2 separate regions of the Homo sapiens genome follow, and region 1 is linked to region 2. A link is a loop called in an ENCODE intact Hi-C map of the cell type or tissue named here. Cell type or tissue: GM12878. All regions are shown on one strand. Links, peaks and the distances in the headings refer to the core of each region. The heading gives the core; the rest is flanking DNA. Region 1 overlaps GAS7 (growth arrest specific 7). Region 2 overlaps GAS7 (growth arrest specific 7).

Region 1 (2,803 bases), core at 16-2,515, 53 kb before region 2:
TGCGGTGGCACTATCTCAGCTCACTGCAACCTCTGCCTCCCAGGTTCAAGTGATTCTACTGCCTCAGCTTCCCAAGTAGCTGGGACTACAGGCACGTGCCACCACGCCCAGCTAATTTTCGTATTTTTAATAGAGACAGGATTTCACAATATTGGCCAGGCTGGTTTTGAACTCGTGACCTCATGATCTGCCCGTCTTGGCTTCCCAACGTGCTAGGATTACAGGCATGAGCCACCGTGCTCGGCCTATTAATTATCATTTTAAGACAACCCAATTCATCCTACAGAGGACAAGGGCCTACAGCAAATAAGGCCTATTTTGGTTGACAGTTTTCAACTTGACTGAAACGAAAAAAATAATAAGAGGGTTGGTCTTATCTGATGCCGTTGAACTCAGGAAAACTCAGGTTGGTGGAAATATCATCAGTCTTTTTGCTTTGGGATCACGGATTCTCTGCTGTCTGCCGTTCGTGTGTGTGGCTTCATATGTAGCAACCTATCTATTTGCAGAGGCCACAAGGAGAGACCAGTAGCGTGTTTTTCACGGCCAACGCTAATCACTAAGGATGGTTAATAAAGGAAAACCAAAGTGACTTCTGGATTGAGATGCTAGGATGAACCCAAACAGTAAACCCTTAGAATGTATTCGTGAGTCTTCCATACTCTGAGAGATTAACTTTGGGGAATCCTAAAGAATTAAATGTCTGCAGGACTAGTGTGTTCTGCTGAGGTCAGGCCACAGCAGATCAGCCTCCTGGTTTGTAATGGCCCGGAAAGGTCCCTTGCCCTTGGCTGGGGGCCCTACTGGGATTTGCAATGACAGTGATTTCTGTGTGTTGCCTGGAGTGATGCATTGTTGTCTGTGATTGTATCTGTTCGTCTGTGTGATGCAATGTCAAAGTGGTGTCGGAGACGGCTGTTAATGTTTAACAGCATCAAAACTGTCCCCTCTTTGCTGTTACAAAACTGAGGAGTCACAGGCTATGAAAGCTTTCATGGCCATTTTAATTTCACAAACCTGTAAGGACTGAAGGTGAAGGTCTTGGCCATCTAGGTTCAAATGAAGTTTTGCTTTTACCTTCTTCTTTTTTTTTTTTTTTTTTAGGCAGTCTTGCTCTGTCACTCAGGCCGGAGTGCAGCTGCACGATCTTGGCTCACTGCAACCTCTGCCTCCTGAGTTCAAGCAATTCTCCTGTCTCAGCCTCCCTGGTAGCTGGGATTACAGGCGCACACCACCACGCCTGGCTAATTTTTGTATTTTTAGTAGAGGTGGGGTTTTGCCATGTTGGCCATGCTAGTCTCAAACTCCTGACCTCAGGTCATCCACCTGCCTCGGCCTCCCAAAGTGTTGGGATTACAGGTGTGAGCCACCGTGCCCGGCCCGCTTTTACCTTCTTATGGGTGAGAGCCCATCTCCAAGAACAGAAAAGTATCTTGGTCCTGTCTATTTCTGTAGCATGTCTGACCTCAAAAGCGAGTGTGTGGATTCGTCACCCGGCCTCTCCTCCCACACTGCAGAGAGAAGATGCAAATAACTCAGCTGCCGGTGGGGGACTCCCCACCGCTGGATGTGATGCTCTTGCCTCCTCTTCATGGCTGGTTTGGGACCATTTTGCAAGTGTAGGCTTGAGCATTGCCTTTCTCTTGTTTTTATGATGGGTGAGAGGGGGGAGAGAGAAAGAAGGTGGGGGGGATTCTATAGCCGGTTTCCTCCCTCTAGTTTCTCCCTCACATTTGACCTTTTTATACCCTGGTATCATGATGATTTCTACAAAGCACAGCCCTGATTGTGACTTCTCCCTGGCTCAGAATCCACTGATGGTTTCTTCTCCTTTATAGAATCGAAATTTCTTAGTTCTTGGTGTCCTCATGGCCTCCCATGATCTGATGCCATCCTTCACTACTATATTTCTCACCTCCCATGCCTCTTAAACTCTAATGAATGGATCCACCTGCTTTTCCCCCACAGCCTCTACCCACACGGTTTCTCTCTCACCTTGGCTCAGGCTGGCCCCATGGCCTAGAATATTGCCCCTGTGGCTTGTTCTTCTGACCCATCCTGCCCAATCTCTCGCAGGAGCCTCTGTTTTCCTCTGTTAAATGAGGGCGATCATAGAATTTTCCTTTTTGGTTTGTTAGAGGGATTAAGTGACATGAAACATGTGAAGCATAGAACAGCGCCTGGTCCAAAGTGAGTGCTCAGTACAAGATCCTCACAGCCACTCCTGCAGCAGATTGAAACCCAGCAATTAGAGAGGGAGGAAGAGTCCCCCCAGCAGCCACGTCAGTAACTTTAGGAAGGAAGAGATGGGCCCTGCTGTCAGGCATGTAAGAGAAAAGACCAGGAAGGTGGGATGCGGACACAGAAGGAATTGATATGTCCAAGGGAAAGGCACATTGTCACCCCCTCTGGGAGCCCCAGAGGGTGCCACACCCCTAAACGGAAAATCCCTCGATTGACATTAGGATGCTGGCTGTGTCACCTCGGTCTCCCCAAGATTGAACGCAAGACGAGCCATGGTGAGTGAGTCCTGCTATAGGTGGCCAGCCTCGTCGTCTTTATTTATTTATTTATTTTTGAGACAGGGTCTCACTCTGACGTCCAGGTTGGAGTGCAGTGGCATGATCTTGGCTCACTACAACCTCTGCCTCCCGGGTTCAAGTAATTCTCCTGCCTCAGCCTCCTGAGTAGCTGGGATTACAGGCGCCCGCCACCATGCCTAGCCAATTTTTTGTATTTTTAGTAGAGATGGGTTTTCGCCATGTTGGCCAGGCTGGTCTCGAACTCCTGACCTCAAATGATC
Region 2 (2,803 bases), core at 5-2,504:
TTTCCTGCAATATAACCCCGTGTCCAGCACAGTGCCTGACACAGAATAGGCCCTCAAATATGTGTTGAATGAATAATAATAATATTCATATTGAGGATGATTCTCAAATAAAGGGTTGTTTATAGATTAAAATACACTGTTTTGCTGCAGCTCCCAGAGTCCCAGCCTAGAGCTCAGACACGGTGAGTGTGGCCAGAAAATGGTGGTCTTTGTTGTCAGACTGAGTTCCAGAGATGCCACTTCTCACTGAGGCCTCAGTTCCTTCCATTAAAAGTGGAAATGGGCCGGGCGCGTAGTCCCAGCACTTTGGGAGGCTGAGACAGACGGATCATGAGGTCAGGAGATCGAGACCATCCTGGCTAACACGGTGAAACCCTGTCTCTACTAAAAATACAAAAAAATTAGCCGGGCGTGGTGGCAGGCTCCTGTAGTCCCAGCTCTTCAGGAGGCTGAGGCAGGAGAATGGCGGGAACCTGGGAGGCGGAGCTTGCAGTGAGCTGATATCGCGCCACTGTACTCCGGTCTGGGCAACAGAGCGAGACTCCGTCTCAAAAAAAAAAAAAAAAAGGAAATGACAGCACCTATCTCATAGGTGTTTTGTGACCGCTGAAGGGGATGCCAGATGTGGAGGGGCTTGGCGTGACCAGGCGTAAATGGTTCTTCAGAGAGTAGTTTCTTTCCTGCAGAGAAACTGTGGTTGTGATTTAAATATCATTTAATTTTTTTTTTCGAGATGGAGTCTTGCTCTGTCACCCAGGCTGGAGTGCAACGACGCGATCTCTGCTCACCACAACCTCCGCCTCCTGGCTTCAAGCAATTCTCCTGCCTCAGCCATTTACTTTTAAGAGGGAATTTCAAATGTCTTGTAGCAATGGCTGTACTGGAAGGCATTGAAAAACCAGAGATGGAGGAAACTCTGGTGCGCAGGAGGGAACCAGGTCTCTGTGAACTGCTGCTTTTGTATTGGCCAAGGGAGATAAGCAGGGGCCTCCAGGAGAATGTGGCCTGATTGCAAATTCTGCATCTGCCTGGACCAAGGCAATGGGGCTCGCTTGGAGGACAGGGCAGCATAGCCTGGGGGCAAGCCAGCTTCTGGGTAGGAAGGGAGAAGGGCTGAGAAACGGAGTGGCAGGGCTGCCATCTGACTAGAAAAACCTGGCCATAGCTAGGCAGACCCTCCTTGTGAGGACTACAGGGCAAGGAGAGAAGCCATGGGTAGAGAGACCGCCAAACCAGGGCAAGGAAGAAAGAAAATTTGGTGGTGGGGGAGGAGGAGATAGAGCAAGTAGCACAGAAGGGTGAGTATAAAGAGAGGCAAAGAGGAGAAGACTGCAGGAATCTCAGATCAAAGTCAAGACCCCAGAGTCCATTTCCTTCTGCTCTGGTATCTGTGGTTATTTTACCTGATAACCACAGGGGGCAGCAGAGAGCCGGCACAAGCCAAGAAAAGTGGACGAGCCCCAGCAGGAGGCCACTGGGGGCCAGAGGCTTGTAGGTGGGCCCATGGCCAGTCACCATAACCAGTGGCTTAGGTCCAGGGGCTCCTTGTGGCTTTCCCACTGGAGCCCAATATTGCTAATGCAGGCAGGATGCAGCCTTAACAAGGGGAAATGAAGCCCGGAAGTGACTATTTAAAATTAATAACTTCCGCCTAGCTCACTGTTTTTAAAATTTATTATTATTATTTTGAAGAAGGGGCATCTGTGCTTTGAAACTCAGATTTACATAGTCTTCAAGCTTTCAACTGGTCTCTCACTTTACAAATTATTCATTCACTCACTCATCCATTCATTTATTCATTTATAGAGATAGGGTCTTGCTGTGTTGTCCAGGCTGGACTTGAACTCCTGGATCCTATTGCATCAGCCTCCCAAGTAGCTGGGACTACAGGCGTGTGCCACTGTGCCCAGCTGTCTTTATAAGTTTTATTCTATGTGGGGTAGACACTGGCATTCGCTGAGGAGAAGATTAACATCTTTGGCTCTTAGCATTAATGCTAAAATAGTACCTCCCTTAGACTGGTTTCATCCATGGCCAGTATATGGCTCTCTGGGTCTCAGCGGAAGAGGTCTGAATGGAGTTCTAGTTACCACTAGGAAAATATGTGTTTTGTGTGAATTAGGTGGGGTGGGAAGAGGCTCCCCGGGGCACATCTCACTTCTTCCACTCTGACCGCACTGTTCCTCCTAGAACCTCTGGGGCCTGTGTGGCCATGGCTCTGTTAGTAGAGTGTGGGCAGTCATCCGGGATGACCTAAGACCACAGGGATGGACGTCCAGAGAATGCAGAAGGGTCTCAATCCAGCATCTCTTGAGGCCTGGAGCTGCCGCTTCAGTCTTACTGTGACTTGGTCAAGGAGCCAGATGTGTTGTAAGCAGATTAGGGAATCTTGTATTGGAAAAGACCTGGACACGGCTTCCTCCCTGTGGGTAGTATGGTCCTCTGGGGTGACTTGTCCTGCTGCTGGTGAGGTCACCCAGCCAGAGCCCCAGTGGCTCTCTCCAGATGTCTGCCTGGCCTGGCCTGGCCTGGCTCAGCACCATCCCTGCCCCAGGCTCACAGTGTCTTTGTGTTATGGGTTGGTCAGATCTCGCCAAGACAAGGAGATGGACTGGGCTGAATCCTTCAGGCAGCTGCATCGTCCCTGATGGGGCCCATTTGGAGGTTAGAGGGGAGGGATATGGTACTTACGGAGACTCTAGCTTGTGGGGGGTCTGGGAGTTGACCAGGCCAGTGAGGGCAGGGAAAGGGGCCTCCCATCGGGTCCCCACATGGACAGCAGCATTCAGACTGCAGGCCAGCG

What was found. Hi-C counts contacts between places; a loop is a spot of excess contacts. Peaks named below come from ENCODE experiments on the same cell type or tissue, not always from the same donor. Only the 100,000 strongest peaks of a DNase experiment are listed, where the experiment ranks them.
Region 1: it touches region 2 in a loop (2.5-fold over the local background); 3 of 110 quality-filtered maps call a loop at or near these places.

Annotation. Positions count from the first base shown.
Region 1 is chr17:10,039,458-10,042,260 of GRCh38, reverse strand. The region is part of intron 1 of GAS7 (growth arrest specific 7); the gene reads left to right. Among named protein-coding and RNA genes, the nearest start is that of RCVRN, 140 kb to the right of the region's middle. In GM12878, for the core only: no CTCF peak of the experiment used is centred there; DNase peaks (open chromatin) are centred at 928 and 1,560; H3K27ac peaks cover 2,215 bases.
Region 2 is chr17:9,986,614-9,989,416 of GRCh38, reverse strand. The region is part of intron 2 of GAS7 (growth arrest specific 7); the gene reads left to right. Among named protein-coding and RNA genes, the nearest start is that of RCVRN, 83 kb to the right of the region's middle. In GM12878, for the core only: a CTCF peak has its summit at 1,421; a DNase peak (open chromatin) is centred at 636; H3K27ac peaks cover 764 bases.